2 separate regions of the Homo sapiens genome follow, and region 1 is linked to region 2. A link is a loop called in an ENCODE intact Hi-C map of the cell type or tissue named here. Cell type or tissue: prostate gland. All regions are shown on one strand. Each heading gives the region's core, and the rest is flanking DNA. Links, peaks and the distances in the headings are about the cores only.

Region 1 (16,354 bases), core at 6,735-9,234, 68 kb after region 2:
CTCGTATTACGTCCTTGTTAAAAAGAAACAAATGGTTTCTTTGGAAGATGCTGTTATTGCCTCTGGGTCAGGACTGGGACTGCAGCCACTTTAGGATGTTTTTGGATTTAAAAAACCATATTTTTTTTCAACTTTTCAGGCATTATGCAACAAATGTGAATGGTCATATTCTGAGCTTCCTTGGAGACTTAAGGATTTTATTTTATTTTTCATAACACAAGCCTCTTGCATCAAAATTCATTTCTAACCTCACTCTTCACCGGACATAAAGTTGGCCCTCAAAGAGTTCTTTGTTGACTGGCTGATTGCACTAAAGGCAAGGCATCCTGCTGGAGCACATGTGATCATTCTAGTTCAATCCTATCGCTGATGGATGCTGTTGCTCTAGTGTTAATTTTAAGGTATAGCACCAAGTTCTGACAGTTAAAATGTTTAGATTATATGCATTGTGGTTCACTATGGTGTACACCTAACAAGTTGAGTACTATCACTGCTCAGAGAGTAATGGGGGGACATCCAAACAAGAGACATTTAGAGGCAATTCCAAAGCAACACAAAAATAAGGCTGATGTTGTGACACAACCTGAGTGAAGGCAAGGATCCAGGTGGGAAGAGGTGGCGGCTCTGGGAAAGATGACCTGACTTCTGGAGAGGAGTCTAATTTGATGGGTGGAGGGGATGGGAAGGAAACATACCATGAATATAGGGGAGATGAAGCAGGTCATTTCCTGTCACCACCCTGGTGACTGAAAGTTGCCTTATGAGCAAGCATTGTTGCTTTCAAGTGGCCTGATATGTGGAGCCTCAGGGTGAAAAACAAAATCAATTTTAACAAATTAAGAAATGTTCTCATTGAAGGAAGAACCATGAATAGTGGTGTATTCTTGGTTTTTTCACTTCTTGTCTTTATTTCTGTTGCATGTTGGCATAGTTACTTAGCTTAATTTAAACTTAATTTAATATCGCTTGGATTCAGGAAGAGGACTGTGTTTTAAAAGAATCCAGAGCCCTTGAAACCTTTTTCTCTAGTTTAATAGAGTTCAGAATAATATTTTCCAAGCATTATTTTCTGGACTGTACTTTTCCAACAAAGCTTTGTGCCTAGTTTCTTTCTTCATCAGTGATCAATTCCTACAAAACTTCGGTTTCTTCATCTGACAAATAGAAATTATTGCTAAGTGTCTCATGGGATTATTAAGATTAAATTGCTATAATGTGATGTGAAAACTGTATTCACTGAAAAATGCGTTAGACTATGCTAAAGTGACATTATATTATTAAATGTAAAGCTATAACTTTTATCTGACTGCTATATTTAAAAACAGTAACAAATTTTATTTTATTTTTCCTTGGTCTTGGCTTACCTTCACAGTAACCTGGAGTTTTCAACTCATCCAAACCAGTTCAGTGTGTTTTGAAAGACTACGTACTTTGGAGCACCCATCATGGTCTTGGAAAGAGGATTTGAAATGCCCTGTGTTGAAACTAGTGAGATGAATTATGGATTTTCCCCCTGCATTTTCTTAAAGCAATCCAGAAGTTTATTGTGGAGAACACATTTAATTTGAGTTGTGTGTCTTAGGCCCTATTGTTTCTTAGGTCATGAGAAGTATTTTTCAAGCTGTCTTTGTTGATCAGATTAACTAGTTATTAAATATAGAATTTTTGGAAAAGAATTATGAGAATTTGTTAAAAAAAAAAAGACTGTTCTCTATCAAGATTCAGCCAAAGAAAACGTTTAAAAGTAGAATTTGTTAAATCTAAGGATTTAATTTTTGGCCTGTAAAAGCTATATTATACAAGTTTTACATAGAAGTTCTCCAAAGCTGAGTTTAAGATTTATTTAGAGAGGATTATATTCACTGAATACCAAGCAGTTCTTTTTACTGTGGCTTTGTGTAAAGAGTTTAGGATTGATTTACATGGCCTCTTATTTTTAACTTGAGACCAAGACAGTGTAGCTAGCCAAAACTATGTACAGTGTCAAATGCATTTTAACTAGATACAGATAAATTTATCTTTGTTGCCCAGCATGAAATCAGCCAGGTCATTTACTGCCAGAATAATAGGAACAGAATGACTTTACAGGCTTAGCAAATTTGGCTCTGTTTTTTGATAACCGTAAATTTTCAGGAATCACAATATAAAATGCTGGAAAGATGTCTTGTGGATTTTTAAAATATTAATCGGTGTGGTCATAGTCCATGGTTATGTTCTTAATACTTAAGTTTTTTCTTTCTGTACTTGAAAAATTTGAACACTTATACATGTGCGTTTACATCATTCCTTTTTGCTCCCTAATATGTAGACCAGTAACTTTTTGTTTTCCATCTAACACAGATGTCCCCTATAAAACATCTGGCTGAAAACAAAGCAGATTAGTGTTCTGTGGGGGGCAGCAGACTCTTCTCATTTAGCATAGTGATTTTGGAGGGTGTTGCAGGAAATGCTGCCTGCTGTGTCAGCTCCTAGGAGAGAAGGGAATACCTCCAAGAAGCAGATTGGAAACCTAGTGGAAAGAACCCTGGCATTTCAGTGGCAGCATGATTGTCCTCAAGGAGGTAGAGCTGAGGTGTGGCACCAAGATCCACTCTACCCAGGGCTGCTTAAGGCCTTAGTTTCTGAATTATGATGCAAAAGAAAGGAAAAGAGGCCTGTTGTTAGCACAGGTTCTTTTATTTTTATTTTTATTTTTTAATTTTATTATTATTATACTTTAAGTTTTAGGGTACATGTGCACAATGTGCAGGTTAGTTACATATGTATACATGTGCCATGCTGGTGTGCTGCACCCATTAACTCGTCATTTAGCATTAGGTATATCTCCTAATGCTATCCCTCCCCCCTCCCCCCACCCCACAACAGTCCCCAGGGTGTGATGTTCCCCTTCCTGTGTCCATGTGTTCTCATTGTTCAGTTCCCGCCTATGAGTGAGAACATGTGGTGGTTGGTTTTTTGTCCTTGCGATAGTTTACTGAGAATGATGATTTCCAATTTCATCCATGTCCCTACAAAGGACATGAACTCATCATTTTTTATGGCTGCATAGTATTCCATGGTGTATATGTGCCACATTTTCTTAATCCAGTCTATCATTGTTGGACATTTGGGTTGGTTCCAAGTCTTTGCTATTGTGAATAATGCCGCAATAAACATACGTGTGCATGTGTCTTTATAGCAGCATGATTTATAGTCCTTTGGGTATATACCCAGTAATGGGATGGCTGGGTCAAATGGTATTTCTAGTTGTAGATCCCTGAGGAATCGCCACACTGACTTCCACAATGGTTGAGCTAGTTTACAGTCCCACCAACAGTGTAAAAGTGTTCCTATTTCTCCACATCCTCTCCAGCACCTGTTGTTTCCTGACTTTTTAATGATTGCCATTCTAACTGGTGTGAGATGGTATCTCATTGTGGTTTTGATTTGCATTTCTCTGGTGGCCAGTGATGGTGAGCATTTTTTCATGTGTTTTTTGGCTGCATAAATGTCTTCTTTTGAGAAGTGTCTGTTCATGTCCTTCGCCCACTTGTTGATGGGGTTGTTTGTTTTTTTCTTGTAAATTTGTTTGAGTTCATTGTAGATTCTGCATATTAGCCCTTCGTCAGATGAGTAGGTTGTGAAAATTTCCTCCCATTTTGTAGGTTGCCTGTTCACTCTGATGATAGTTTCTTTAGCTGTAGCACAGGTTCTTTCCAGACCTCCCCACTATGATGGAAGACGATGTATGTGCCTGATTTACTTGGGCCATGCTAAGTTCATTACAGCACCTCTAAGTGAATGAAAACCATAGAGAGAAATGTACCAGTGATTACTTCAAACAATATCTTGTTTCTTACTGTAACAAAATCTGTTTGGGAAAATGCTGTCATTTAGACTCATTTTACAGCCCAGGAAAGAAGTGTTGTGGCCAAGGACCAATGGGGCAGCTCTACCCATGAATTCTAATATTCCAGGGCCGTTCTGTTCCAGACCACTCTCATGAGAAGAGGTGGAGAAGCCCTGGGTTGATTTCTAGCCTCCCTCCTTCCTGGCTGCCTAAACATGGGAAGTGACTTGACCCTTTCTCTCAGGTGCCTGATCTTGCAGGAACGTTATGTGCTCAACAGACTTCATAGGGTTATTTGAGGTGCAAATGACACTAAGTATATTGTAGCTCTTAGCATATTATAAAATGCTATTTAAATTAGACACGATGAAGTTGTTGTTATTCTGATATCTGGGACTTGTATTTTTTATTGTGTGTTTTTAGAAGGTGGAAAATATAGCATTTGGTATGAAGAAGAAAATAAAAAAAACAGCCATAATTTTACACCAAGAGCTTTACAATTGCTGTTACCATTGCCGTTGTGTGTAAATGACTCAGAATGTGCATAGATACTCTACTATATATTTAATTTTATATCCTCTATTCTTTTGTTGTAATATAATGGCATAAGTATTTTTTCCATTTTACAATATCATGTTAATGATTATTTAACTGTTGGCTATTTAGATTTCTGGACAATTTTAAAACAATGTGCCAAATTAGCCAGATGAGTCTTTCCTTTGCTTAGTCACCTTTAGTCTCTAGCTGACCTTATTTTAGGATGTGGTGTGACAGGTAGCATGGAGAATTTTGGATTCTCAGGGTTAGGTTCAATTCCTATAGTTCTAGAGATAAGAGGGTTTAAACCTCTACTATTTACTCTATCAAAGTAATTCTTTTGTCAGACATATTTCTTACATTTGGGGTGGGATGCTGGAGATTGTGATGGATATTGAAATATATCATATGAAAATATAGATAGGTTCTTAAAAGCTAAGAGGCCTTGGATCTCCACATCAGTCTTTGAAGAGTTGTCTTGCTGAATTATTCTTCCTTTCCAGTTTTCCTTTTGATCCTATAGGAAGAATTACCCAAATTCCAAGTCACTGGAATACCAGCTAACATTTACAGAGTCCTTATTCTGTGCCCACATGTTTAACATCATGTCTCATTTACTCTTCACAACAACCCTGTAAGATGTGTGCTGTTTCTATGCCCATTTTATAGATGAATAAATGGAGGCACTCAGAGGTTAAGTAATTTAAGATCACATAGTATGTGGTAGAGGTGGGATTTCAATTCAGATCATTTCTCTGGGAAATCCTAGACATTAGATGGCACAGATAGCTGAGAAGTCCATTCATTTTGTGTTCATGCTTTCCATAGACTGCATATTTTCTTCAACTATTCTCAAATATCTGCAGTCCGTTTAAAGTCAAGAATTCCAAAGAAAGCATTTTTTTACAGAAGAGTGCTTGGAGAACATTTCTAGCATTGTTTAGGAATATGGTTGAATTATTAGTACCATTGCCTTTCATTATTTAATCATGTTTAAGAAAAGGTAATGAGGTCAAAGTAATGGCATGGTGACCTGTTTTTACTTGAGAATAAAATGCTAATGATAGGAGATAGGTACCCTTATTATAGAATAAATATGAAGATTTTTGCACTGAACTTTCATGTTTCATTACCTTTCTTCTTCTTCTTTTTTTTTTTGTACAATAGACCCTGTTATTCCTGGTAAAGATGAAGTTACCCATTTCCTGCTTTTCCCCTGACTTTCTTTCTTTTTTTTTTTTAATAGACGGAGTCTCACTCTGTCGCCAGGCTGGAGTGCAGTGGCGCTATCTCAGCTCACTGCAACTTCTGACCCCCTGGTTCAAGATATTCTCCTGCCTCAGCCTTCCAAGTAGCTGGGATTATAGGCACACGCCACCACGCCCAGCTAATTTTTGTATTTTTAGTAGAGATGGGGTTTCACCATGTTGGCCAGGATGGTCTCGATCTCCTGACCTCGTGATCCGCCAACCTCAGCCTCCCAAAGTACTGGGATTACAGGCATGAGCCGCCACGCCCACGCCACCCCCTACTTTCTTATGGACTAAAGTTAAATGGACCTTTGTCTTATCTGCAGGAAAATGGCATTTGTGTTGCACACGAGCAAACTTACGATGAACAGTTCACCATACATATTTCCTTCTGGACATTTGCTGCAGTGTATTCAGTGATGCCTAAAGCTTTGTGACTTCTCAGATTAGTGGATGCTTCATTTTGCCTGATGTGTTAAATTCAATGAATGCCTCTAATAAAAATCTTGTGCATAGCAAGAAAATAACATCACGTGTGAATAGTATTCATCAAATACTGTGAGGCGCTTCCCAGTGTTCGCTTACTTTTAGTGTGAGATGTTTATCATACCTTTATTACTTCTCATTTTACCTGATTATTATAGGCTAATTACAGTTGTCAGAGTGCCAAAACCTACCCTTCAGGTCATGTTTTAAAAATGTAGTAATCTGTTTTAATGGATTGTGGAGATTTCTTATGACAATCCCAACTCATCATTAATTTATTCATGTAATAAATATTTATTGCCTGCATTCTCTGTGCCAAGCTGAGTACTAGGAACTGAGTATATGCTAATTAATAAAGCTGTTATTTCAAAGCATTTTAAGGAGGTTGAATTCCTGACTAGCTACTAGGAAAAATACACCAAATATTATTGTCCAATAAAAGAACAATTCTGTTCAGCTCTTTTCACGTTTTCTTAGAAAGGTAAAAAGAAACAAATTCTCCTATTCTGACCATTTCCCTAATTCCCATCTAGCAAAAAGGTGAGTGGTCTGGCAGGTGTGGTCACTTCTGTAATATTGGGCATACCTGTATACTTCTTACGTCTCTTTGCTCCTTTCTTCTGTAACTGATGCCAGACTTACTCCAAAAATAAGAGCCTCAAGGCCTTGAAGTTACTGAGAAGCAGAGTAACTGTGCATATTTTTTTCTCTTATATATTTTGAAAATGGTCAGAGTCTAACTGAAGCCATGATCTAGTGGCCTAGCTTCCTTGTGAGGCAGAGAAGACATTCAGAGGGAAGAAGTTCCCACGTTCTCTCTGGCTCTTCAGCATTGTTGTCTTCATCGCTTGTAATATCCCTGGGACCCTGGGATAGGAGAGGAAGAACTGGACCTCCAGAATGGTCATCTAGACTTTTCCAACATATCTAAAAGGCAAACCCAAAGGCACTTTGTGGTATTCTGGTGACATTGGAGGAGATTTCTGCTAAAAGTTAATAATCTTTATCATAGCTGAGATGATGAAAATCATGATCAACATCAGAATCAGTTCATTTCCACATGCACGTGATGCTGTATTGGCTCCAGGCAAGTTGAATTAAACAGACACAAGTCCTGTTCTCATGAGGCCACTGGCAGCATGTTACATGCAAGCAACCAAAGGACATCAGATACAGACATCCGCAAACAAATACACAAAGACCTTGCATTATGGTCATCTCAGGAAATATACTCATTAAGTTTGCAGATGACACTTGGGTCAGGATTATCGACCTTTTGACATTAGTAGACATCATGGTGACCTGAACATATTGTCAAGTTGGATTATCAAATTGGAACGATGGCTTGTATATTCAATGTTTATTTAAGGTAGATCCAGTCTAGTCTGGAAGAAGTTTCCACAATGACGCCTATCCGTGGTCAGTTCTCTTCTCTCTTGCTTTTTAATTTGAAACATCACAGTTTGCATTTATTAATCACTATCAAGTCGTCATCCTCATAGCGATTATTTGGATATCTTTATGTCAGGCAGCCACTTTATGTAATTATCTCTAATTCTCACAAAAGCTCTGCTGCAAGATGTCATTATTTTCATTTTAAGGATCCATCAACAGGTTTAACTTTTAAAGAGGTATATTAAGTGATAGCTGGGATTCAAACCAGAAACTGCTTAGGCCGAGTAGCCAGGTGCCTTTCTGTCTAGGGTAACAGGTGGGTTGTTCTCCACCTGTTTTGTGTTTGATTGTGAACCTTAGGTTCTCAACACTGACAATAAAGCAAAAACCAAGACAGTAAGTCCCTGCCCCCATGATGCACATTCCAGGGGATACCAGGCAACATCCATATGGCCTTCAGGAGGCTTGGACAAAGGGGGATGATTTAGGAGTGTTTGATTCTTTATATGTAGATTATTGATGAGTGAAGTTCAAAAACAGTCTGTAAACCCTGAGCATCTCAGAGTTAAATACAGTATTTCTTGAACATCAAAGCCACTATATAAATTAATGTAGGTGTTCCTGTTTATAAAATTTATAAAATGGGAACACCCACATTTATTTATATAAAAACCCACAAGGGTGACATTTTAAAATGACAGGAAGCTCAACTGAAGTGTGAATCACAACCAGAAGTCAAACAGAATTGTACCTGACGAGCACTCCAAATTTAGACAGGGTTCTCAGAGAGGTGCTTAACAGATGAAAAGTCTGAAAAATGGGACTTTGGGGTTTCCAACGAGTTGTGGTGACTTCAGTGGTATTTTATGAAAAACAACACATTGATGGTGGATATTGAAATGTACCATGCTGTGATTTAATGCCAGAAAATCTCTGGCTGCCACTTAGTTTTGAGTAGATGCAAGGTAACGCTATTAAATGTTTGGTTGTTTTGGAATATTGATTTGTTGGGCTCTCTGTCAAACACTAAGTTGAGCCAAATTATATTTAAGTTGAGCCAAATTATATTCACACTTCGTCATTTCACTCCTATCTGTTGCAGTATTTAAACTAGAAACTATTTTTGCCATTTTTCCAGATATATTATTTTTATTAAGTGTCATGTGGACTGGTATATACTGCTAGAATTATTTGTGAGTCACTCTTTGGGTAGAAGGAGAGAAAGTAACTAAAACAAAAGAATCCAAATGGAAATTTGTGGAGAATTGAGGCTTTTTAAATGTTTTGCTTACAGTTTTATTGCCCTCTCAGCCATCAGAAGTGAAACCACTTATGTGCTTTGAACAGCAGCTACCTATCTAATCTTCTAATTTTAGAAAAGGGAGTAAATATTTGTCTTTAGATACTTTATTTTTACTTATCATAAAAATACATGTGTAATGGGGTATGTTTTTCTTCTCGAATGTGCTGGGGCTTACTTCAAGGCTGTAACTCGAAATTGGCCATAGATGAGAAGAAATGCCAGTTCTCAGTTTAAGAAAGCCAGAGTGGGGTTACTTCATTCCCTGTTGCTCCAAATGCACTGTTTTTGTGCCCGGCTGATTGCAGTTTTAAGAATTCTATCCAGGCTCATGGTTTCACAACTCCTCCCTCAACTCCCCCATCATCGCCATCACCACATGCTTCCTCTGAGTCTTTTAAAAGATCTGTGTGACCCCATCCCCCTTACCTGAGACCAGGATTGTGTTCTGATCAGTTCCATATGCTTCCATCCTCATATGGCTGTGTACAGTTTTGCACACATTGTTCCTAACCAGGTGTTGCATTCATCACATCTGACATAATGATCACTTTTTCTTCCAGCCTATGGATCATTCCTGCAGACACGGCATTCTGGGGGCTGTTGGGGCACAGAATAAATACTCTATGGGTCTTCCTGTCTGCATCCTTGGTTGTCTGAGTTATGGCCACAACTGCACAGTTCTTTGATTGGTATCTTATCTTTAGCAGTTTATGTTACTAAATTTTTTGAGAGAAAGTTTTGTTGCAGTCTGGTTTTTAACCAGACATCTTTTTTTATTAACTCATTTAATTCATTATTAACTATTTGTTGGTTATTTTGCTGCTGTATGCACTTGCAGAGTGCATACTGAAGTATGATGCAGCAAGATTTTTAAAAATCTCTGCCAGTCAACACACACGCTAGGACACACAACAGCATGTAAATCAAAATTAATGATTATGTATTTATCAGTCAAGTATAATACGGAATGTCTGTGTTTGATAAACATCTGTACATCTATTTGCATACTCACAGAAGACTCCATTAATCGTTCTGATCATGAGGCTGATATAATTGGAAAAAGTATGCTTTCTGGCCACTGTACCACTGAGAATGGGAAGTTGGTATTTGAAAGACAGACAATCAGCTATGAAAGAGTGACGTAGTACTGAGTAGATAATACATGATTGAATGAATTGTTGATTAATAGGCATTTTGTTATACTAAGAAAATGGAATTTAGACCAAAAACACATGTTCATGTATAGATAGCTCATGTGAATTGAATATTGATATTCTACTTAGATTATGAAAATTTGGCTGGGTGTGGTGGCTCACCCCTGTAATCCCAGCACCTTGGGAGGCCAAGGTGGGCAGATCACCTGAGGTCAGGAGTTCAAGACCAGCCTGGCCAACATGGTGAAACCCCATCTCTACTAAAAATACAAAATTAGCCGGGCTTGGTGGTGTTCACCTGTAATCCCAGCTACTTGGGAGGCTGAGGCAGAAGAATCTCTTGAACTCAGGAGGTGGAGGTTGCAGTGAGCTGAGATTGCACCACTGCACTCCGGCCTGGGTGACAAGAGCAAAACTCTGTCTCAAAGAAAAAAAAAAAAAAAAGAGATTTAAGTGAAGTCATCTTTGTTATGAAAAACATGATATACTAATAGAAATTCTCCTTCAGGCTTTAGGGTATTCTGAAAATCAGAAGGGAATAGCTGGGTTAGAACAATATAAGCAAGAGGGGTTTTCTTTTATTCCAACTACTTGTAGCATATTTGTTTAAGCACTTCCTGTGGTATTTGGGGTTAAGGATTACACTGGAAAACCAGTCAGACCCCACCATTAGTTCTGGCTACCCACTTTCTATGGTGCAAGCTCTCTACGGTCCAGAGTCAAATCCCTCAAGTCAAAGTAAGTGGTTTTCTTTTGTGCTTGTATTTCTTTCCCCTGATGCTGGCAGTTGGCCAGTGGGGTTTAGTGGAGAAAATAGTCTCTGGAGGGACAAAGATCTTGATTTTATTTCCAGGCCCACTGTGATGATTTCATAGAATAGTGCCTTATAAACTGCTTTTGGCTTATTGGGAGAAAGGTATTATTTAAATGCCAAGTTTCTAGCATTAATATTTCTCCATGCAGCAGTAAAGTGTGTGTTTATATTACTATGTGAAGGAGGTAATGGATGAGAAAGTGGAGCAGTACTGTAGGGAATTGAAAAGAGAAAGCTTTTATCCTGATCTGACTTAAAGAAAATACTTTTATACACAATGGCACTTTCCTGAGGCGCAGACGCTAATTCTGTTTGTTTCTCAATGTAAATGAAGCTGTATGGCCAAAGCACTATGATGGATGGAGCACTGTGATGATGAGCTTTGCAAAGCATGATTTGCCATCTGATTTGGAGAGGTCATTCTAACAATTCTCAACCCACAGAGCAGTATTTTTCCTATAAAGGTAGCGTTTTGCAGGTGGAATTTTTTAAGAAAAGTATTAGAATCAATTTTATTTACCTTAGCTACTCTCTTTGGCCACGAATGTCAATTGAGAAATCCAGTAGATATTCTGATCATTACTAACTTATTCCTGAGAAAAATAAGGGATATTGGATGTCATTCCTGATCTATTCAGGGAGTTCCAGCTCTGAATTAATCCCTACTGAGCATATACTCCCCACTAAATTATATGTTGGCCTGGATGCCAAATTCAACATAAGCAAAATCAAATGCTCAATCGAGTTCTCACAGTGGCCTTCCATATCAGTGGGGGTCTTCATTCTTCTGAGCCTCAAATCTTTGAAACGACTTTTTCTACTTCTTTCCCTTCAGATAACCCCTCAAATAGCAAATCCTGGGTCTAATTTTATAATATCTTTACATCTTTCCTGGCTGCCGCAATCCCATTTTAGATGTTTCTTATAGCTGTGGACCTCTAAGATCCTCACCTTGTTCTCAGCCTATATCTAGAATTGCTTCATCCTTCCTCACTAAGTGCCTTACTCCAGACTTACCTCTGATGTTAGCTTCACATTTCTTAATTTGCCTTCTAATTAGATCTCCCTCTCAGTCCTGAGTCTTGATCCTGCCCTTGGCACTAATATCTGGTTCTCATTCCCTACTAAAATTCATTCTTGCTCCTCACACAGCCTAGCCCTTGGTTACTCTGGGAAAAGTTCCCTTTCTCAGTCCATCAGGCTCTCAGAATGCTGTCCTGGCTTGGACGCTTGTGGCCAGTGTTACAGGGAGGACAACTCTGTCCAGTGAATGGCAATTGTACTCGATTTTCCTTCACAGAGATGGATCCTTAATGTGTGCTTGTCAAAATTCCACTCTTTTTTAAAAACCCAGTTCTAATCCCATCTGCTTCATTATGTCTCTCAGTACCAGCAGCCCACAGGTTTCCTCTCTCCTCTGAATGTCCTATTAGAGCACTGATGAATTATTCTCTTGATATTTACTGTTATTGTTCAGAATATGGCCATGTGCAAAGATGAAAAACAGTGACTGTTTATATACAACTTGTCTTATCCCCCCCAAAATATATAAGCATTTTGAGGGCAGAAGTCATAGTATGCATCCTCACATTCTGTGTGGTCTTTGTCCCAGAAGCATATGTTTAATAGACAAGCATTCATGACTGGCCGACTTTCTAAACTCTTCTTAAAGCATAGTGGTCATAGGAAAAAAGATAAGCTCAGCCTGAATACAGAGCTTTGAAATCCCTCTCTCTACACCCCCATGTTTCATTCTGCAAACTAAAAGCCATGCTGGCTGCAGAGCATGGCTTTAATCTATTCCATAAATTTAATATCCTGAATCTGAACCTCAACTGAACCCTGCACAGGCTGAAACTACAAATAATTTTTCATGGGTGTCTCACACAAAACAAGGCCTGAACAAAGACCCAGATCTCTTTTAAATGGTATTATTAACAAGCAAAACTTGCAGTTCATCTCTCTGCCCTAAGAGGTTTACAATGGAATTTTTATTTTTTGCTAATCAACCTGATTGAATAACTGATTGATGTCTGCCTTAAATAGTGCTCATTCCCAAATGTGGTGTTACATAGATTTAAGTAACAGTCGCTAATATTTTTCAAGATTAAGCCCTCTGGGGCACTTAAATCCTCACTTATACCTTCAGGTTTTTTAAAGACAGGAAAGTAGAGATTGGGGTGAAGTTACTCCTTTGAAAGAATAAATCATTTTGAAGGGAAGGAAAAGGGGTGGGACGACTGGTGTTGCTATCCATGGTTCTGATTTGTTACTAAAAGACAGGATTCATCTGGAGAACATATCACTGATGTGGTTTACAGAGTCATCATCCTCATCGTCATCATCATCATCATCAAATGCTGAGATATAACTACTTTTACACTATAATAAAATTTTAAATATTGACTATATTTCATATGTATGTGTGTGTGTGTATATAAACTCACATGTGCATGCCTACCTAAGGGTGAGTCCTTGGTGGTAGTTTTAAAACAGTATCTTCTAATCTTCAAAGTCTGTATAATATAATGCCATTTGTGTAAAAAAGGAGAATATATATGTGTGTGTGTGTATATATATATATATATATATTTTTTTTTTTTTTGTCACAGTCTTGCTCTGTCGCCCAGGCTGGAGTGCAGTGGCACGATCTCGGCTCACTGCAAGCTCTGCCTCCTGGGTTCACCCCATTCTCCTGCCTCAGCCTCCCAAGTAGCTGGGACTACAGGTACCTGCCACCACGGAGAATATATTATATACACACACATGCATACATATTTATTGTTATGCATACATTTAACATATACATATATTTTCATTATATGGTTAATTTTTTTTTTTGTGTGCTCTGGAATTTCTTTCTTTTTTTTTTTTTTTTTTAAATTATACTTTAAGTTTTAGGGTACATGTGCACATTGTGCAGGTTAGTTACATATGTATACATGTGCCATGCTGGTGCGCTGCACCCACTAACTCATCATCTAGCATTAGGTATATCTCCCAACGCTATCCCTCCCCCCTCCCCCCTCCCCACCACAGTCCCCAGAGTGTGATATTCCCCTTCCTGTGTCCATGTGATCTCATTGTTCAATTCCCACCTATGAGTGAGAATATGCGGTGTTTGGTTTTTTGTTCTTGCGATAGTTTACTGAGAATGATGGTTTCCAATTTCATCCATGTCCCTACAAAGGACATGAACTCATCATTTTTTATGGCTGCATAGTATTCCATGGTGTATATGTGCCACATTTTCTTAATCCAGTCTATCATTGTTGGACATTTGGGTTGGTTCCAAGTCTTTGCTATTGTGAATAATGCCGCAATAAACATACGTGTGCATGTGTCTTTATAGCAGCATGATTTATAGTCATTTGGGTATATACCCAGTAATGGGATGGCTGGGTCAAATGGTATTTCTAGTTCTAGATCCCTGAGGAATCGCCACACTGACTTCCACAATGGTTGAACTAGTTTACAGTCCCACCAACAGTGTAAAAGTGTTCCTATTTCTCCACATCCTCTCCAGCACCTGTTGTTTCCTGACTTTTTAATCAAAACCACTATGAGATATCATCTCACACCAGTTAGAATGGCAATCATTATATGGTTAATTTTTTAAAGTTTATTTTTAATAAACAGTTAATTTTTAAAAGTTTATGCCTTTTTATATTTTTAATACTGTTTTAAAAATCCTATAATAAATCAGAACTGCTTAAAAATAGAAATAAAAGACCTATTACTGACCTCAACATCAGTGCACTCTGGCAAGCTTTAAAGAAGTTAGAATGAAGTTTTAAAAATCCTGCAGTCAACATAAAGGGATAAAATGTGACATGGATTTATGACAGTGTGGTGTCTGAATTTGTTATATTTAATATAAGTAAGAAAAATAAATTGAACAGCAGTACAGTGGTGTTCTCCAGGAACCCGTCAAAAAGAAGCACTGGGGAAAATGCGGGGAGGTTTCCCCTTATTCTTCTGAAATCTCCAAAAGGAATGAAAAATGGAAAATTTAGTAAGAGAGAATAGACACTGAGTTCACTCCCTGTTTATTGAAAGAAAGCCAGCTGGTTAGGAATAGTCAGCACGAGACAGTTCATTTTCTCTTGCCGGTGTTTTAATAGGGCCCAGGGGCTGGGGTAGAACTAGAGTTTATAGATTAATAAAAGTCACAACAGAGGGCAGAGGAGCAAAGTCCATGAATCTCAAATCGGAGGGGAAGTTTCAAAGGCTATTCTACTAATGCGTCCAGGTTGGTATGTCGAAAATCAAGTCATTATTTATCCATTTACCCATTCTCCCTCCCTCTCAGCCCCTCATCCTTGAGCCCTGGTTTCTGGGAACGGCTGTTCTTCTGGCCATCCATGCTTAAAGGCTCTGAGTCCTCTCTAATCTCTTTATTTGCCTTTTCAGCGAACCCAGTGACCAGTTTTGTGAAATCTGTCTCTTGCTGTTTTTCAGATCTGCTCCTTCTCATAACTCCTACTGCATTCTCCATAGTTTGAGTGCTCATTACCCCTTAGAGATGAGTATATACAGAACGCATAGTGTGGCAGGATTCATGATGCCATGGTTCATATCCCCACCGCACTACTTTTTATGTAGTGGCAAATATACAACTTGTTAGTTGTGTAACTAGTTGTGTAACAAGTCCCCAGCTTGTTAGTTGTGTAAGCTGTGACAAATGCACAACTCGTTAGTGTGGACAAGACCTCAGCAAGATACACACTCCTAGCTTCTGTTTCCTTATCTCTTAAATAGACATAACCATAGCAAGCAGCTGCTTCATTTTATTTTTCAGGTCTCTGCTCACATTTACCTCCTCATAGAGGCCTTTCCTGATCACCATATCTAAAATAGCATCCCCATTACTCTGTCCTTTTATCTTACTTTATTGTTCATTTGTGACTACCTGACATTCTATCAAGTGTCTGTTTGTTTGGTTGGTTGTTTCTCTGTACTTCCCCTACCCCTCTCCCAAGTAGAATGGAAGTTTCTCAACTCAGTGTTTAGTTATTAGCATAATAATAGCCCAGCTATGTTGTGAAGGTCCTGAGATTTACTTTATTTGCAAGCTAAAAAGTTAGACTGTCACATTTTCATGGATACTGGCAAAAGATAGAAAACTCCTGGGTCAGAAATGAAGGACTTTATTACAGCACAGCAGGCAACATGAGCTCCATGTTTGTACTGGTTTTCCCCATGAGTCCCATGCTGGAGATGTGGAGTAGCCTCGGGGATTCCTGGGCATATACTGATGATGTGTCACTGCTGAGAAATTCCAAGCTTAGAAAGCCCCCTATCTTATAAGGGTTGCTACCAAGCCTTTGCCCCAGCCAAGGACATTATCCTGGTGATGAAACAAATATGCCCTTTACCCTGAAAAAAGACATTGTCTCTATCTTCCAAGGCTGTTTGCTCGACCCACAAATTTGCAAAGATAATCTAAGACAAAAGCTGTCATCAGACATGTAGAAGTGTCATGGAGAATTGCTATCCAATTCTGCTTTTCTATCCTTTATCTTCCATGGCTTTTACACTAATCCTGCATTACACCAAACTGCAGCACATGCTGTTTCCCTTTGT
Region 2 (16,354 bases), core at 6,612-9,111:
CCATCACCACAATGATGATATAGAAGTTTCATTATCCCACATATTTTACCTATGCTTCTTTGTAACCAATCTTTTCCCACCTCTAGCCCTGTGACCACTGATCTGGTTTTCTTGCCTTTTCTGGAATTTCATATAAATGAAATTATGCAGCATGTAGTCATTTGTGCCTGTCTTTTTTCACTGAACATAATACCTTGAGATCCCATGTTGTGTGTATCAGCCGTTCCACTTTTTAAATAGCTGTATGCATATTCCACAGTTTGTTTATCCATTCACCAGTAAATATTTATTTCAGTTGTTGTTTTACCTAATATGAATAAAACTGGTAAAAAAGTTTAAATACAAGTCTCCGTAAACATATTTTTCTTTTTCTTGGGTATATATCTCGGTATGGGATTGATGGGTCATAGAGTAGGTACAAAAAAAACTGGCAAATTATTTTTCAAAATAATCATATCATTTTATATTCCAAATAGGGATGATGAAGAGCTTTAGCTGCTCAACCTCCTCCCCAACACTTGGTATCATCAGTCTTTTTATTTTTAGTTATTCTGTTGGGTGTGCAATGGCATCTCATTGTGGTTTGGGTTTGCATTTCCCTAAAGACTAAAGATGTTGGGCATTCTTATGTGTTCTTTGGTGATGTGTCTGTGCAAATCTTTTGCCTTTCTACCCCTTTTTTTGTTCTGTTCCCTGTTGAGCTGTAAGAGATCTTTATTCTGGATGCAAGATCTTTATCAGATATATATTTTGCAAATTTTTTTTGCTACTTTGTGGCTTGCCTTTTCATTTTCTTAACAGTGTCTTTTGAAGAGCAAAAGTTTTTTAATTTCATAAAAGCCATCTTAGCTAATTCTTACTTATGTTTCATGTTTTTGGGTCTTCTCTAAGTAACCTTTGTATAGCCAAAGGTCACAAAGATGTTTTTCCCATATTTTATTCTAGAAATTTTATTGTGTCAGTTTTTGCATTTAGATTTATGGTACATTTGAGTTAATTGTTAAATGAAAGAAGTTATAATACAATACATTACATCTGTTAGCATCCTACATTTTTCTGTTTAAAGCTACACTTTTGGTATATATACATATACATGAAAAAGTTTAGAATATATATGTACCAAAAATATTTTGATTTTTTTCACTTAAAAGATTATCAACAGCAGAAATGTAGTACGTTTTCTCTTTGTTTAAAAGATACCTTTAAAAATCCACTTCTACAAATTAAATTAAATTTTAAAAGACTCCTTGGGATACATTAAAAACTTGCCAATGACTCTTTGACTTTACTTATGAAATTATTCAGTCTACAGGCGTATTTTATAAAAGGACAAACACTATTGTCTAAGCCCCTAATTTAAAAAATCCCAGGTGTTTCAGGTGAGGTCTGCTACATGCTTAGAAGACTTACATAACTATTGTGACTTCTTAAATATTTGTATTCTATAGAATCAGTGAGAGTTCTCAGAAAATATAATTATATAAAATATAATTAACAGAGTAGCATACAGTATTTTAATATAAGTATACATTAATAAATATAAAAAGTAAATTATTTGTTTCTAAAAAATTTCTGGAACAAAGAGTGTGGCTAAATAAAATTCTATTTGAAAGCATTTTAGGGCTTAGCATGGTGGCTCATGCCTGTAATCTCAACACTTTCAGAGGCCAAGGCAGGAGGATCACTTGAGCCCAATAGTTCCAGACCAGACTGAGCAATATAGTAAGACCTCATCTCTACCGAAAATAAAAAAGTTAGCCAGGTTTGGTGGCAAGTGTCTGTAGTCCCAGCTACTCAGGAGGCTGAGGTGGGAGGATCACTCGAGCATGGGAGGCTGAGGCTGCAGTGGGCCGTGATCATGCCACTGCACTCATGGCATGGGTGACAGAGTGAGACCCTGTTTCAAAAAAAAACAAAAAACAAGATGTATTTTAGCAAAGGTGACTATTTTTGAGATTAATTTTAGGATCCTTAAGTAAAATTTTCATAATTTTGGGGTAATTACTCCATTCCTTGGGGCAGTGATAGAATGTATAAGTAAGTATACATTCTTATTTTTCTGAAATCCTTGTATCAAGAATAACCTGTAATTTTACATAATTTTATTTTTCACTTGGAGATGCCATATTTAATCTATGGACTTAAAGAACTCTGCAGATTTGAATACTTTACTAAGTTCAGATTCACTTCTCTGCTTAAAATCCTTCAGTGATTTTCCTTTTCTTTAGGACAAGTCCACATTCCTTAATAAGGCCCTCAGGATGTGGGGTGCTGTCCCCTGCCCACTCTTGCAGCTGCCTCTCTCCACTCTGTCTGCCTGTGCCCCAGCCACTCTGCCCACCTCTTCTTCCTTGAACAAGCTGCTTCCCACTCAAAGTCTTCACTCAGCTATTTCTTCTCCTTGGAATAATGCCCTTCCCCCTTGTTGCCTGGCAAATTTCAGGTCTCTGCTTAAATGTTACTTCCTCGGGGAAGAAACACTCTCCTTGAAGTTATTTGTGTTCTTTTCCTTCACGGTACTTAAATAATTGTTTGTGTAAGTATGGGTTTAATCCAATCTCCCTACAAGCTACCAATGCCTGGGCACAGGATATTTGTAACTCTATCTCATGATTGTATTACTTCTACCTAGCATGGTGCCTGGCACATTGGAGACACTCAAAAATTACTTATTAGATGAATGGATGAATGAATGAAAAATTATGTGGTCTGTAAAACTCATGACCTCAAAATGGCATTGAAGTCAAGGATATAATCCTTCATATAAAAATGTGAATTTTCCTATCACTGGATCTCTAGATAATTATTTTCTGGAGAGAACATGTTAACCTCTAATTACTTGAGTACGTTGAGAGAGTCATTGGCCATCAGCCATCAACCTGGAGAGAGACCGTGGGCAGTAAGGTGATGGAGCCTGCTGTGACCATGTTCTGTTGAAAGCTTTTATCAACAACTGAGATGATGATGTTGGTGCAGTGTTAATCAGACTGATAGGATGCTGGAGGGATCATTCAAGTATAATGCGCCCTCATTAGGATCCAAAAGGATCTCACTCAACAGGTTTCAATGGGGGAGCAAATAACAATACGCAAGGTTAATAAAGGAAAATTCCAAGTGGGCACTGGACTTAGGTCCCCCAAATCTAATTAAACAAATGCAGAATGAGTGGTCTTAAGAGCAAAACATGTGAAAAGCATGGAGATTTTTATTGACTGGATGAGTCAATAGCATGGCATGCCTGTCAGAGACATTGATTAGACGTTAGCTTCCTATAATGGAAGCACCGTGTCAACAGCCAATGAAGTCATGGAGCTTCCCTAGTCAGACCACCCCTGCTGTGCCATGCCCAGTTCCGGGAGGCAGATGTGGAGGGAGACACTGACAGTTGCACTGCTGTGAGCATTTCCAAAGATGTCAAATGAGAAGCAGTTGAAGGGCTGAGGATTCCTAGTTAATGAGGAGTCAAATTTGGGAGAAAGTAATGAGACTGTCAAGCAAAAGCCAGGACCATTTGATTTGTTCTCCACAGGTCTAAAGGGTAGACCCAGGGTACACAGGAAAATTCCAGGGAAGTGGATCTTAGTTGAATTTGAGGAGCTGTCCAGCAGGGGAGTGGGCTGTGCAGAGTTCCCCTTTACTAAAGCAAATTACATTTAGGCAGGAAACGAAGAAAAGAGCTTTCAGAAGCTCTCTGCTAGTTTATAGAGGTTCTATGAGAGTAGTAGGAGCCTTTCTTCCTCTGTGTAGGTCCAGAATCTCATGTAGTTTGGACCTCAGCATGTTTGGAGGGCCAAACCAAAGGTAAACAGCCAGTTAAAACAATTATTTTTAAAGATCTCATTTACTGTGTCTAGAATTCCATGATCTATCCTAACACTCAAAGGGATAATCTTATTCCTCTTCACTTTTGCCACAGACGCAACAGAATGGAGGCTGGAAGACAACTTGTTGTGGAGGGAATTCATGCACTGGGTAAAAATTGATAGGCTTCTGCCAAGGTCTGACATCACCGAGTTTCTGTGATTCTAGTAGAAGCCAGAAGTATGTTCTCTGTAATTAGAGGGAATTAGACAAACTATCAGGAAATGCCATACAGAGCCTTCAGAAGAAAAGAAATACAAAGGAAAATCAGACTGACGATTATGTTCTGTAAAGCTGCTTCTCACAATTGTGGCAGCCACTACATATACACAGTCTCCCAACCCAGGAGCACTATATGCCCATAGCCACAGAGGAGAGATTATGAATGAGCCAGAGCAAATTCTTCCTCCTAGAGGGAAAAACAGGAAGTGTATCTCTTCCTGCTCATATTCTCATTCTACAGTTCTACTCGCATCTACATGATTAAGCATATTGTTTATGAAGAAGCCAATGAAAAGAACCTGAAAAAAGATACATGGTGAATTATAAAGTATTATTCCGAAGAATAATGGTTCTCTGTCTCTTTCCTGGTTTGCACTAAAACCTTACATTCAGGAAGACAAGCACACTTAGATAAGATTATCCATCCTCTTCGTTGCCAGAGGTTAAAGTGCAAATGTCCTCATGAGAAGTTTAGTCCAAAGACACATTTGAGGGGATCCATCACTAAAAGAAGCAGTGTTCATGATAGCAAGGAGTTAACTCTCTGTTATGAAGTAATAAGCTCTTTGATTAAAAGACTGCATTTTCCAAAAAAGATTACACTTTGCACTAGAATTTGGTATTGCTTTATAAGCATATGGCCTTAGCAATTGAAAAACTGACTTGAATTTTAAAACATACCGATTTTAAATATTGAAGTTGGGCTTGACATTTTTAAGCTACATGACTGTGGGCAAATGATGTAACCTCTCTATGTCTAAATTCCTTCATCTGTAAGATGAGGATAATAATGCCAATGCCTACCTTGCATGGTTCTTATGAGAATGAAGTAAGAAAATGTATGAAAGCCCCCAGCATGGCAAAAAGCAAGCACTAAATTAATGGGAGCCACTGAGAGAGTTGAGGCCTAGTCATTTTCAACCTGTAGGATATAGAGCTGTGTCTGCTTGGGGCGGTAGTTGGGGTACAGCTTAAATAGCATTTGCTTTTGGGAGCTAGAATGAGATCTCCAATACTTTCAGATGATCCTGGGGGAAAGGATGTATTAGTTCCATTCACTTCTTTGATCAATATCTTAGTAATATAAAGGAAGTAGCATTCGTTTTTGAAAATTACTTGAATTAGGAGTTTTCTAGTTAGATTTCATTTCAATAAGGAATTATTGTTGAATATAAATTAGATTTGCCAAATGCTTAAGCTGCCCTGGAATGAACTTTAGTACCAGCCTGCTGTCCTGGACTAAATGATATGACCATACTGTAGGGCCAATGTATACTATTTAATGTCTTCATCTACTTAATTATCAGTTGCCCCCTGGTTTCCTTAAAGAGCTAATGATGCCCAACTATTTCTAGTGAGAGCACTTTGCTACTGAGAGAGTCAAACACCAAGGTGATTCTCTGAACACATTATCTGTGTGTGCTAGGTACAACAGCTAGGAAGAGGTAAGATGATGGTGAGTTACTTAAAGCTCTTAAGAAATGACCCTAGTAGAATATCCATAGGGGTTAAGAGATGAAATTTATTTCTTGGCTTAGCATTTTGGAAGAAATCACTTGGCATTTGTCATTGGCAAGATAAAAAGAAGCTCTGATTTCTGTTCTCCAGAAGATGTACTTGGCTTCTTCCTTTCTCTTAATTTACCCCTATGGCTCTCATTTTGCCTCAGAATGTGAAAGAATAGGCTTACTACTTTGCATTTAGTTAATTTGGTGAGTTCACTGTACTCTCATCTCTGGGCTATTAAATAGTTCAAAAATAAATATCGCATCACTTGTGGAATATGTAGCATGGATCTCATTTGAGCTGTGTTTTAAAACAAATGGTAATTATTTAACATTTACATCATACTTGGAAAGTATTTCAGAATAGAACTTTTTAATAATAAGTAGTCAAACACATAACTGGGATCAATGGGCAAGAGAAAAATAAAATTTTAATGTTCCATTGAAAGGTGTAGGCTCAGGAAGAGAGAAAAATACTTATGTGTATTTTGTATACTCATGTGTATTTGGGACAAACACAGGTTGTGGACGACAGGATTGAAAGTCAGATTAACTGGATCAAAATTCAGGCTGCGTACTGAGCCAGTCTAAGATTTCACCGAAATCTGGGAGCTGCTCCCACTCCCTGGACTTTTGTGCAAAGACTGGAGGAAGCTGTGAACAGCCTGGGCTAGGAGAACATTCCCCCTCTGGGAGGAGAGGCTCGCATGAGCTCATGGGGCTTTCCACCGCAGACCCAGCCTTGGCAGCCACAAAGTGTCCAGCAGTGAAACCTGGCCCTTCAGTTCTCAAGGGCCCTTTGGAACATATTTGACTCTAAGCAGAGGTCACTATTCCAAGAGTGACTCATGTCTTGGGGTTAAGTGGAGATGATGGGTGGGATCCATGAACAGATCCAGCTCTTCCCAATGTGGGGGGCACCAGAGTGCATAGCTTGGGAGGGTTGGTCATCCGAAGAGGCACTGCGTGGGTGCATCCCGGGCAAAAAGGATGAGAAGGTGATCCACTGGCTTCCATACCCTGGGAAAGGTGTCAGACCGTGAGGTCACATCAAAAGGTATGAGTGTGGGTACCTCCTTCCCTCCCCCGACGGTGGGGGCCTCATCTCTCGGCCATATCACCTCTGTGCCTTGCACACTTCCTGGCTCAGACTCAGCCCTGTCCACGTTCTCTTCCACCATCTGATCTGCCCCCATCTCCCAAAGACTACTTGTGGGGACTAGGGAGGTTTAGGGGTGTAGTCAAGCCAGATGCACCGAGGTTGCTGCGGTGGGAAGAGGGCGCTGGGAGGGAGGAGGACCTGGGGCGCAGCCGTGGTGGGTGCGCCCTGCCAAGAAGGGCGGGGGCGACGGGGCGCGCACGCGGAGGAGGAGGAGGAGGAGGGAGACGGGAGGGCGTGTGAGCGAGTGAGACAAGAAAAGGGAGCGCGCCCGCCGCCGCCGCCGCCGCCGCCCTCCTCTGGAGAGAGAGGCTGGAGTGAGGCTGTGCGAAGCGCCGCATTTCAATGAGGACGGGCCGAGGCACATCCCTGCACTAGTGGCCGCAACCGAGGCGCCGCGCTCCAGCAGCTGCTGCCGCCCAGCCCGGCCCCGCCGCCGCCCCCCAGCCCTGCAGCCCCGCAGCCCCGGCCGCGCCCAGCCCGGCGAGGACAGCACCAGGAGGCGGCCCCCAGCGCGGCCACAAAGACCCCCGGCGGCGTCTCTCCGCGGACCGGTGCGTGGTTTGCCTTCCCTGGGGACGGGAGCTGCGGGGAGGGCGGCCGGGGGACTCCGCAGAGCCCGCTCCGCCCGCAGCCGCGGGGCGCCGAGGGCAGGGCGGGCGCTCAGCTTGGCCCCGCCGCCCCGCCCGCAGTTCCTCGAAAGGCGGCCGCCCTGCCCTGGCCAGCCTGGCCCGACCCGGGGGCGTTGCGTGCGGGCGGCCCCGGGGCTGCTGGCACCTGCCTCTTTTGTTTGGTGCCATGGGGCTTTAAACCTGGAGTCAGGCGAGCGGGCCCTCCCAGGCTTTTCGCGTTGTTAGTGGAGATGGAGAGCCAGGGCGGAGGAGCTGGGAGAGGTGCTTGTCATTGTCAGAACTGGCTGCGGAGCGGGAACCAAGGAAGGAGTGGCCGGGCCCGGCCTCTTATTGTGTGTGTGCTTTTCCGTGTGCCCGGGCCAGTGATGTGTGCTTGTGGATGGGGTCGATTCGTGCGTGGTGGTGGCTGCAGCGTGGGTGTTGCAAGTACGTTTGCAGGGTCTCAAGTTCCTTCAGGGACAGCGAGGCTGCCTCATGTTCAAATTAGTACCTGCAGTGCTAAAAGCTTGCGGAGAGGAAATGGCATTTTTTCCTCCTAGTGGGAGCGCACGCACAGCCCCGCAATGCCCCACAAAAGAGGCTGCTTTTGAAAACCAGGTTTGCGCGGAATTGCTCCTGGATTTGGCAAGGAGATGCTTGGTCGGTGAGAGAGAAGATGAAAGGTTTCATTCAAACCGGCTCCCTCTCTGCTGCACCTGTGAGTGTGTCCAGGCACGGTGCACACACGTTCAGCGACCACACTGCAGGCTGTTCCGTGAATACATTTTATGACTGTTCCTAAATATATTGCCTTTCAGTGGGAAAGGAAAGTAGGACAGCGTTTTAAGTATGAAATGTCACATGGATGCAGGTCAGAAGGGATTTTTTAAGAGAGGTCATATAGAGGAAAATTATAAAAGATATGCACACACCCTGTGATGTCTACGTCCGTGGTGGTGCACGGGCCTGGAAGGTATGTGTGCGTTTTATTTCATGCCAGTCCACCTGAATCCTAATCCCACGGTTAAAATATGCCTTGGGACTTCCAGGTCCAGCATCTATTTAGATGTGGTAGCATTTATGCCATTTTTTTCTTGGTATATATGTGTGTAAATTTCTGAAACAAGAACCATGTGCTCATCTAGAGAAGGATGAACATAGATTCCTCAAAATGGTGAGAAATCCCACCGAGAACAATCAGGGATGTTGGTTTCTTGAAATGGCAGGATTTATAGGAAAAGCTCTGATGAGAGCCAGTGGCCCTTCTTACCTCCAGTGTCTGTGGTCGCTGTGGCTGAGGTGCTGTGGTTACCATCCTGGTGCCACTGCACATGTGCACTCAGGCCCTTGGCCACCTATGGTCTCTGAACATTGAGCTGTGTGTTCTCGCAGCCTTCCTGTGCAGAAAGTGTAAACCTGTGGAAGGCCAGTGGATCTTCAGAAGCTCATGCATGGTTCAAATGTATGACTAAGCCAAGGTGAGGGAAAGAACACCTATTTTGTTGCCACGAATAATTACCAGCACACTAGGGTGTGGAGTGTGCTCCATTTAGAGGTAGCTGTAGCCTTGAAAATGATTTCACTCTGAGTATGGTTTCTTTTGTCGACACCATTGCCCACTTTTGGACAGATTCAGGGAAGGGAAGTAAAAGGTGTAGCCCTGCCCTGGATGAACCTGTGATCCAGTTTGAGGAAATATGCAAATAAAATGAAACAAAGTAAACCTTTTTTCTATTTTAAATTGTTCTTTTCTTCTTTTTTCATCTGGTGTGGGAATTCTTGGTCCTAAAAGCCCGTTCCCCCAGGGAATTCTAACTATTGCCAAATTATTTGGCCTTTGCCAATTGTCAGTCACTGAGAATTCGATGTGCACTCTTTCTGGTAACAGAACTGTGCCATCCTTCCCTATGGCCCTGCTTGTTTTCTTTTAGTTTATATCAATTTGGAAGGAAATCCCCAAACTCCTAGTGTTGGGAGAATGATCACTGCCTTTAAGAATAAAACACAAACTTCAAAAGTGAGTTTGGCCTTTATAATTTACAAAATGTTGAAGAACTTAGTGAGTTGGTGTGAGTACTGGGAGTGTCTTCCACTCCACCCCCAAGACACACTCCCTTTTAGAAGACAAGAGAGCTCACTTTAAAACCATATAAATTAAAAAGTAAGAGCAGTTACCAATATCCTGGACAAAAATTGGTTCTGTTTAACAACTAATGCCTACAGGACTGGATATCAAGGGATCATTGTTTTAAAGTTATCTAACATCAAAATCAATGAAACCAGTTCAGAGCTGCCTATATATAACTGTTTTTGAAAAATGCAAATTCTGACTACTATGAGTTATTAAGAGGCAAGAAATAGTTTTCATATTTGGAGGGAAAAAAGTACACTGAACTCATTAACACTCCAGGTTTAAATCACACTTCATTTCTCCCTCCCCAGACCTTCAGTGGGGTCAGCAATAGACCCATAAGCAGGTAGATAGAATCACCAACATCAGAGGCCTGCTGACCACTGCTTCCTCTGTGTGCAGACGAGGTCTGGATCAGTTATGTGGCCTGTCCAAGGTCACTGAGCTAGTTAGGAGTGAGGGCTTACAAAATCCTGCTTCTCATGCTGAAGAGGAACCAGTTTCAAAGGAGCAAGGGATGGAAAACACCAGCTTTGGAGTTACAGTAAATCTGGGTTCAAATCTCAACCCCTCAGTTATAATTTTGGGACCCTGGATAAATTCCATATTCACCTGAATATTAATAATATTACCTACCTTGTTGGATTAATATGAGGTTTAGAAGAGAATTTTTAGCATATTATACAACTGGTTGATGAGTAATAGTGTCAGGTACCTCCTAGACCTTCAGTAAATATTGCTTTCTTTCACTTCATTTCTGGAGTACCAAATCTCTAGTCATGCTTTCAGGTGTGAAATTTTAGCCACTCTGAATGGATCAGAGGTCAGTTTACTGAGGGCCAAAGAAAGGTTGGGGAGACAGTGGTGCATTGGTGAGTGTTCACTGACCTTCAGAAAGGTGATGTCCATCTAATATGGTGGGACTTGGGGAGTGCTTGTAAGGTTCTTGCTCCAAATTTTCCATTTTCCTGATATTCTATTTCAACATGCCTGAAATTTTGTCATTAAAGTGTCTTTCCTTTGAATGCTTTGGTCTTTCCACTTTCTAGATTGTCTTGTTAAACCACAGATTCCCCTGCAAGGCTCCACAAACCTTTATCAACCAACCCCTCAGCAAGGATGAACTGGTCCTCCAGTCAGCTTGCTGTGGGGACCAGGGGGTACAGATGTACCTTTCAAAAGGTCATGAGATGGAGATCAGGAAGAAAGCAGGGGCCTCTCTTGCCAGAAAGGAAAGATTCTATTCCTGCTAGCTCTTTATGTGTCAGGGCCAGGAACACAAAAACAGATTTTATTAATAAAAAAATTAGTACTTATCACATGTCAGACACTATGATAAGAACTTCATGTGCATGAATTTATTTAATAGTTAATACTGACTGTGAGGTAGGTACTGTTCTCATTCCCATTTTGTGGTTGAGGAAATCAAGGCTTAAAGATGCTGAGCAAGTAGATTTTTCAAGCTTACACAGCTAGCATGGGGTCAAGTGTAAATCGACATCTTTAAGCCTCAATTTCTTCAATCACAAAGATAGTCTTAATGAAAGGAAGAACCAAGAAATGTACTTCCAAACATTTTTTCCTTTCTTGTTGTTCCTCTTCCTTCTCCTCCTTCTCTTCCTTTTTCTTCTTTTTTTAAACTCAACTTTTCTGAAGTACTAAATATAAGTAAATGAAGTATAGTGAATTTGCTTTTAAAAATATTGAATGTGTGAATATGTTGGAAAATCTTCTTTAAGTTGGTCCAACCTACAGATTGATTTAATTTGCTCTCCATCTGGCCATGGGGCACACAAACATTATGTAAAACTTTTACAATCTGACTGTTATGCTGCCTGCCCTCTCTTTCTGTCCCAGCCCACCATAGCTACTTCTCTTTCACTGTATGATGATATGAGAGCTTATTTTCTTCCTGCTACCAGGATTAGCCCTCTGCCCTGCAAGGAGCAGTGGGCTTTGGAGTCAGGGAAACCTGGAACAGAGTTGCTGGTACAAGCATTTCTCAACTGTATTACTTGGAGCAATTTAGGGGAAATTTTTCTGTGCCTCAGTTTCTTCTTTTGTAAGGAAGGACAATACTTTGGAAAGTTGTTGTGTCTATTGGGAATAATATCTGTTTGAAGCCTGATGAACCATGGGCAACCTAGGAGCTGCTTCTAACAAATTTGTGGCTGATTAATAAGCTGTTTCCACTGGGATCGGCCTCTTCTGCTGACAGCGTGCAGAGGAGCCTGTGTTTATTTTGTGGGAATTCACATCCCTTTCTCTTTCTGTCCCACTTGATAACTCATATTAAATGTGTCATCAGTTAAAGCAATATTTCCACCCAGCTGTTCTGAAGCAGACCCTTTGAAATCATGATCTCAAAATAACATCATCCCCAAACTTTGGGAGGCCAAAGGGGTTGGGGGGCGGGGGAGGATCACTTGAGGCCAGGGATTCAAGACCAGCCAGGACAATAAAACAAGACCCTCATCACTACTACTAAAAACAAGCAAATGAACAAAAAATGAAGGAAATTAACCAGGCGTGGTGCAGGCACCTGTAACCTGTAGTAGTCCCGGATACTCTGGGAGATTGATGCAGGAGGATCATTTGAGCCCAGGAGTGTGAGGCTTCAGTGAGTACTTCAGTGAGTGCCATCTCACTGCAGCCCGGTGACAGAGCAGGACCCTGTCCCTAACATAAAAAAAACAAAAACAAAAAAATATATATATATATATAACCTACATCAATATGTGTGTCTGCTTTTGTTTCTGGGGCTCGTAGGTCCTACTTGAAGTCCATCATGTCCTTCGGCAGAGACATGGAGCTGGAGCACTTCGACGAGCGGGATAAGGCGCAGAGATACAGCCGAGGGTCGCGGGTGAACGGCCTGCCGAGCCCGACGCACAGCGCCCACTGCAGCTTCTACCGCACCCGCACGCTGCAGACGCTCAGCTCCGAGAAGAAGGCCAAGAAAGTTCGTTTCTATCGAAACGGAGATCGATACTTCAAAGGGATTGTGTATGCCATCTCCCCAGACCGGTTCCGATCTTTTGAGGCCCTGCTGGCTGATTTGACCCGAACTCTGTCGGATAACGTGAATTTGCCCCAGGGAGTGAGAACAATCTACACCATTGATGGGCTCAAGAAGATTTCCAGCCTGGACCAACTGGTGGAAGGTGAGCGCTGTGAGATAACCCCCACGTGACCCTACAGGTTCCAGGCTCAGATTTCCAGTGTTGTAGCCGATTCGCATTTGCCCTCTGACAGTTGACATTCAGCCTTATGGCTGTGATCCTTATAGTTTCAGACATACGAATGTGCTATTGTGTAGAGTAAAAAGGAAAAAAAATTAATGGTATTGTCAGGTAGCTTATAATAATGTGCTAAGGGAAAAAGTCCCTAATTCTACAGCATTCTCTATTTTCTTTCTCATACCCATGCTGCATTAATTTTAAAAGTCCATTTTATCTCTTCAATCTCATAGTTTATATTCGTTTCTAAATGCAAATTAAACTTTTGCTATCACGATATCCGAAAGTACTTGAATTGAAAATGACAAATGGATCATGAAATTTTAGAGTTGAAAGGAACCTTAGATAGCTATCAAACCCATTAATTTTATCTTTGGAGTCTAAGGACCAGAAAATTCAAATGACATGTCGGTGGTTACGTGGTAAGATAGTGATGACCCTGGACCAAAACAGGTTTTCTGACAGCTCGTTCCACTGCGATGCTTCCTTTTGAGTTTAAAGGATTATTGTCTTTCTCTGATTTTTGAGGATATGCAGGGACTAATCTGTTCAGTTTAATTTTTTAAGTCCAATTTAGGTTAATAGTCATTATCTGTTTTAGACATTTAATGTGGAAATAGGACTGTTTGCGTCCACGGATGCAGCCTGGTATCTTATGCAAGCAGAGAAGGTCACCGACTCTGGGCTACACTTGCCTCAGGACTGACCCTGTTTGAACAGGGCATAAAGCCTGTCATTGCCTTAGAAATCATCGCCAATTAAAATGAGTTGGAGAAAAAAGACTGGGATTAAATGTATACCAAGGTGCAAAAAAAGCTAGCAGATCCTTTTTGGAGGGTTGATTTTTCTGAAATTGAGATCTCAAGGCCCTGATGATGAAGAAGTAGATGGCACAAAAGAATCTGGGAAAGGGAGGTTGGATGGAGTGTTGGAAGAGCTTGATTTCACCTTGAGTTCATTTTTACTCCAGAACTATTTGCTCAGGCCGTGTAACTCAACTGGGTCCAGGAGGGATGCCATATAATCCCTCCCTCTCTTGTGCAGGTAGCAGGAAGCACCCGTTGCAGCCCCGTTGGAGTTGGGGGCTGCTCTCCCCTGACCGCACACTGACAGAGCCCTCTTGTCCTGCTTTGTAACCAGTGTATGTATGTGATTCAAGGCTGGGGACTTCTCCCTTTTTGCTTCCCTTCATCCCTTGGCAGAAATGCCAGCCTGATCACAGTGTGACTGGCCTTGAGAGCGTGCAGAGGAGCCTGTGTTTATTTTGTGGGAATTCACATCCCTTTTCGGTGACTTGACATGCTGCCAACATGCCTGTGGACTTGGCCTTTTTCCTTCTATTCAGAGGGTGGAACTTCCAGTAAATTAAAGGAGAAGAATTAACATGAAATTTTACTGTTTCAGCTTTAATTTCTGTGCCCTGTCCTTTGCATGACCTTTGGAAATCCAAGGTTAAATGAAACATTTGGTGGTATAGTCTAGGGGATCTGGATAAAAGTTATACGCAAAGTCAGGTGCATGACCAGTCAACAAGCCGTCCCTCTGAGGGCCGGTAGTACTGTAGGGAAAAATATGGCAAGATCTCAAAGCACATCCTAAGACAGCCATGGGTTGACACCTCACTCTGTTCCAGAGTCACTTGTGTAGCATCTATGGGGGTTGGGGTACTTCAATCAGTTTCCCACCCAGAAATGATCTTTACTTAGAAGTGGCCGAAGATACTCCAATGACTCCCATCCACCAAGGAGAGGGTCTGGGAGGTGGTAGATGACAGTACTCCCTTCACATCTAGGGACCAGCAAAATTATGGCATGCTTGTCACCATCTTCTTTGTCTTTTACTGCAAAATAATGCTTTCTCTGAGGGACTGATGTCTTGACTGAAGGTAATAATGATAGCTCTCAGTTATTGAGCATGTGCCAGGCACTGGCCAAATCCCTGCATATATGAATACATTTAATTCTCACAATGATCCTAGGAGGTGGGAACTGTTATCCTTATATTAAGGTGAGAAAAGGAAGGTACAGTGTGGTTAAATGATCTGCTCAAACTCACAAAGAAAGAAATGGTAGAGTTAGGATTTGAACCCAGGAAGGCTAGTGCCAAAGCTTGAGCTCATAACTACCTCTAAGATGCTGTGTGCTATGAATTCAACTACTATATTGAGTTTTTCCCCTCAATCAATGTGAAGTAACTGCCGACTGAATATTCTGATGTTTAAAAATGACTTTTTTGGGAAAAAAAAATTATCTGATTGAATGAATGGTAACTTTGGTACAGTGTGTGAGTTCACCATGTTGGCTGCATTTATTTTTTGAATTTTCATTTAAACAGATTTTTTTTCTAATTCATAACACTGACAATTAGCATGCAGCTGCACTTAGTGTTTAAATAGCTGGAAATTCATTTAGATTCGCCTCTTTGTCAATTACATTTTTTGCTTAGTCTGTTAAAATGCAAACCGTTGGTTCATATTCATCATTAGGCTCATATCTCTGACTTTACATACTAATTTTATGTAAACGTCAGTGCATGTTATTAGCTTTTCATTTCCCCTTCCAATATGATGATGTTTGAGTTTTAAATTAAATCCTTTTAGTGGGTGCAGTGGCAAGTGTATTGGACTTATAGTTATTTTCTTGCTCTTTCTCACTTGCTCTCAGACTAAAAATTCTGAATTACAATATTTGTGAATTTCTTTATCTATGACAGTCTTGTGGTCACTGTCACTGTTTTGTTTTTATCTATGGATTATTATGCCTAAGTGTGGTTTAAGCATGTTGGTAGAGCTAGCTGTATGTATTTAGCTGAGCCAAAATCATATAGTCAGTGTGAATGTGTGTGTCTATGATTGTATGTGTGTCACCTATGCACATATGTATGTATATACACACATATTCACACACATACACTTAAGAGCATTCCAAAGGTGACACTCTTGTTTGCTTTCAAAATGGCCTTAATATGTTTTTTTAAAAAAATCATGATGCTTAATAAGGAAAGTTGAATTGCAGGCCTATTTCCGCAAGTGATTCATCTTGAGACTTGGCCTCATTTCCCCCAATTTTGCACCATCTATATTCTACTGTAGGTAGGTAAATGTTGTGATGATAAATAAAGGTGTCACATTTAAAGCCTTTGAACTCTTAGGAGAAAGATGTAATGTAAACCTGGAGCATTGATGGATTGACTGATTTGTCCTTCTTTTAACATCTTATGAAAATGTACATGTGAGAGGGCCAGAACATTTTCTTTAAACATTAAGATAAAAACTCTGTAGATATGTAATCTTCTGGATACAAGTAAGTGAATTTGTTCATCAGATCTGCGCTATTAGAGATGAGTCCCTCTTCTTCTTTGGTTCTCATGTATGCCTTGGCTTTTCACTAACCCTGTATGGACGTTGCCTGACTCTGGAGCTGCAGTTTGCATAAGGGCTTTTTCCAAGTTTCTATCATAATCCCCCTCTCAGGATTAAACCCATGCTTCACCCCACAGTTAGGGAATCTCTTTCCTACCACAGCCTCTGGGTTACCCATCTTTTCCTATTCCCTAATAGAGCATCCTCTACTTTATTTCCCTATTTCACTGGCTTTCTCTATGCCTCTCCTTGCTATAATGAATTT

What was found. Peaks named below come from ENCODE experiments on the same cell type or tissue, not always from the same donor. Only the 100,000 strongest peaks of a DNase experiment are listed, where the experiment ranks them.
Region 1: it touches region 2 in a loop (2.1-fold over the local background); 4 of 110 quality-filtered maps call a loop at or near these places.

What each region holds. Positions count from the first base shown.
Region 1 is chr13:36,053,913-36,070,266 of GRCh38, reverse strand. The region is part of intron 3 of DCLK1 (doublecortin like kinase 1); the gene reads left to right. It also overlaps the pseudogene NMTRQ-TTG10-1. Among named protein-coding and RNA genes, the nearest start is that of DCLK1, 69 kb to the left of the region's middle. In prostate gland, for the core only: no CTCF peak of the experiment used is centred there; no DNase peak of the experiment used is centred there.
Region 2 is chr13:36,122,061-36,138,414 of GRCh38, reverse strand. DCLK1 (doublecortin like kinase 1) reads left to right here and starts at 7,033. Exons shown (of 17, transcript NM_001330071.2): 1 at 7,033-7,301; 2 at 12,259-12,653. The coding sequence starts at 12,278. In prostate gland, for the core only: no CTCF peak of the experiment used is centred there; DNase peaks (open chromatin) are centred at 6,998 and 7,657; H3K4me3 peaks cover 1,285 bases.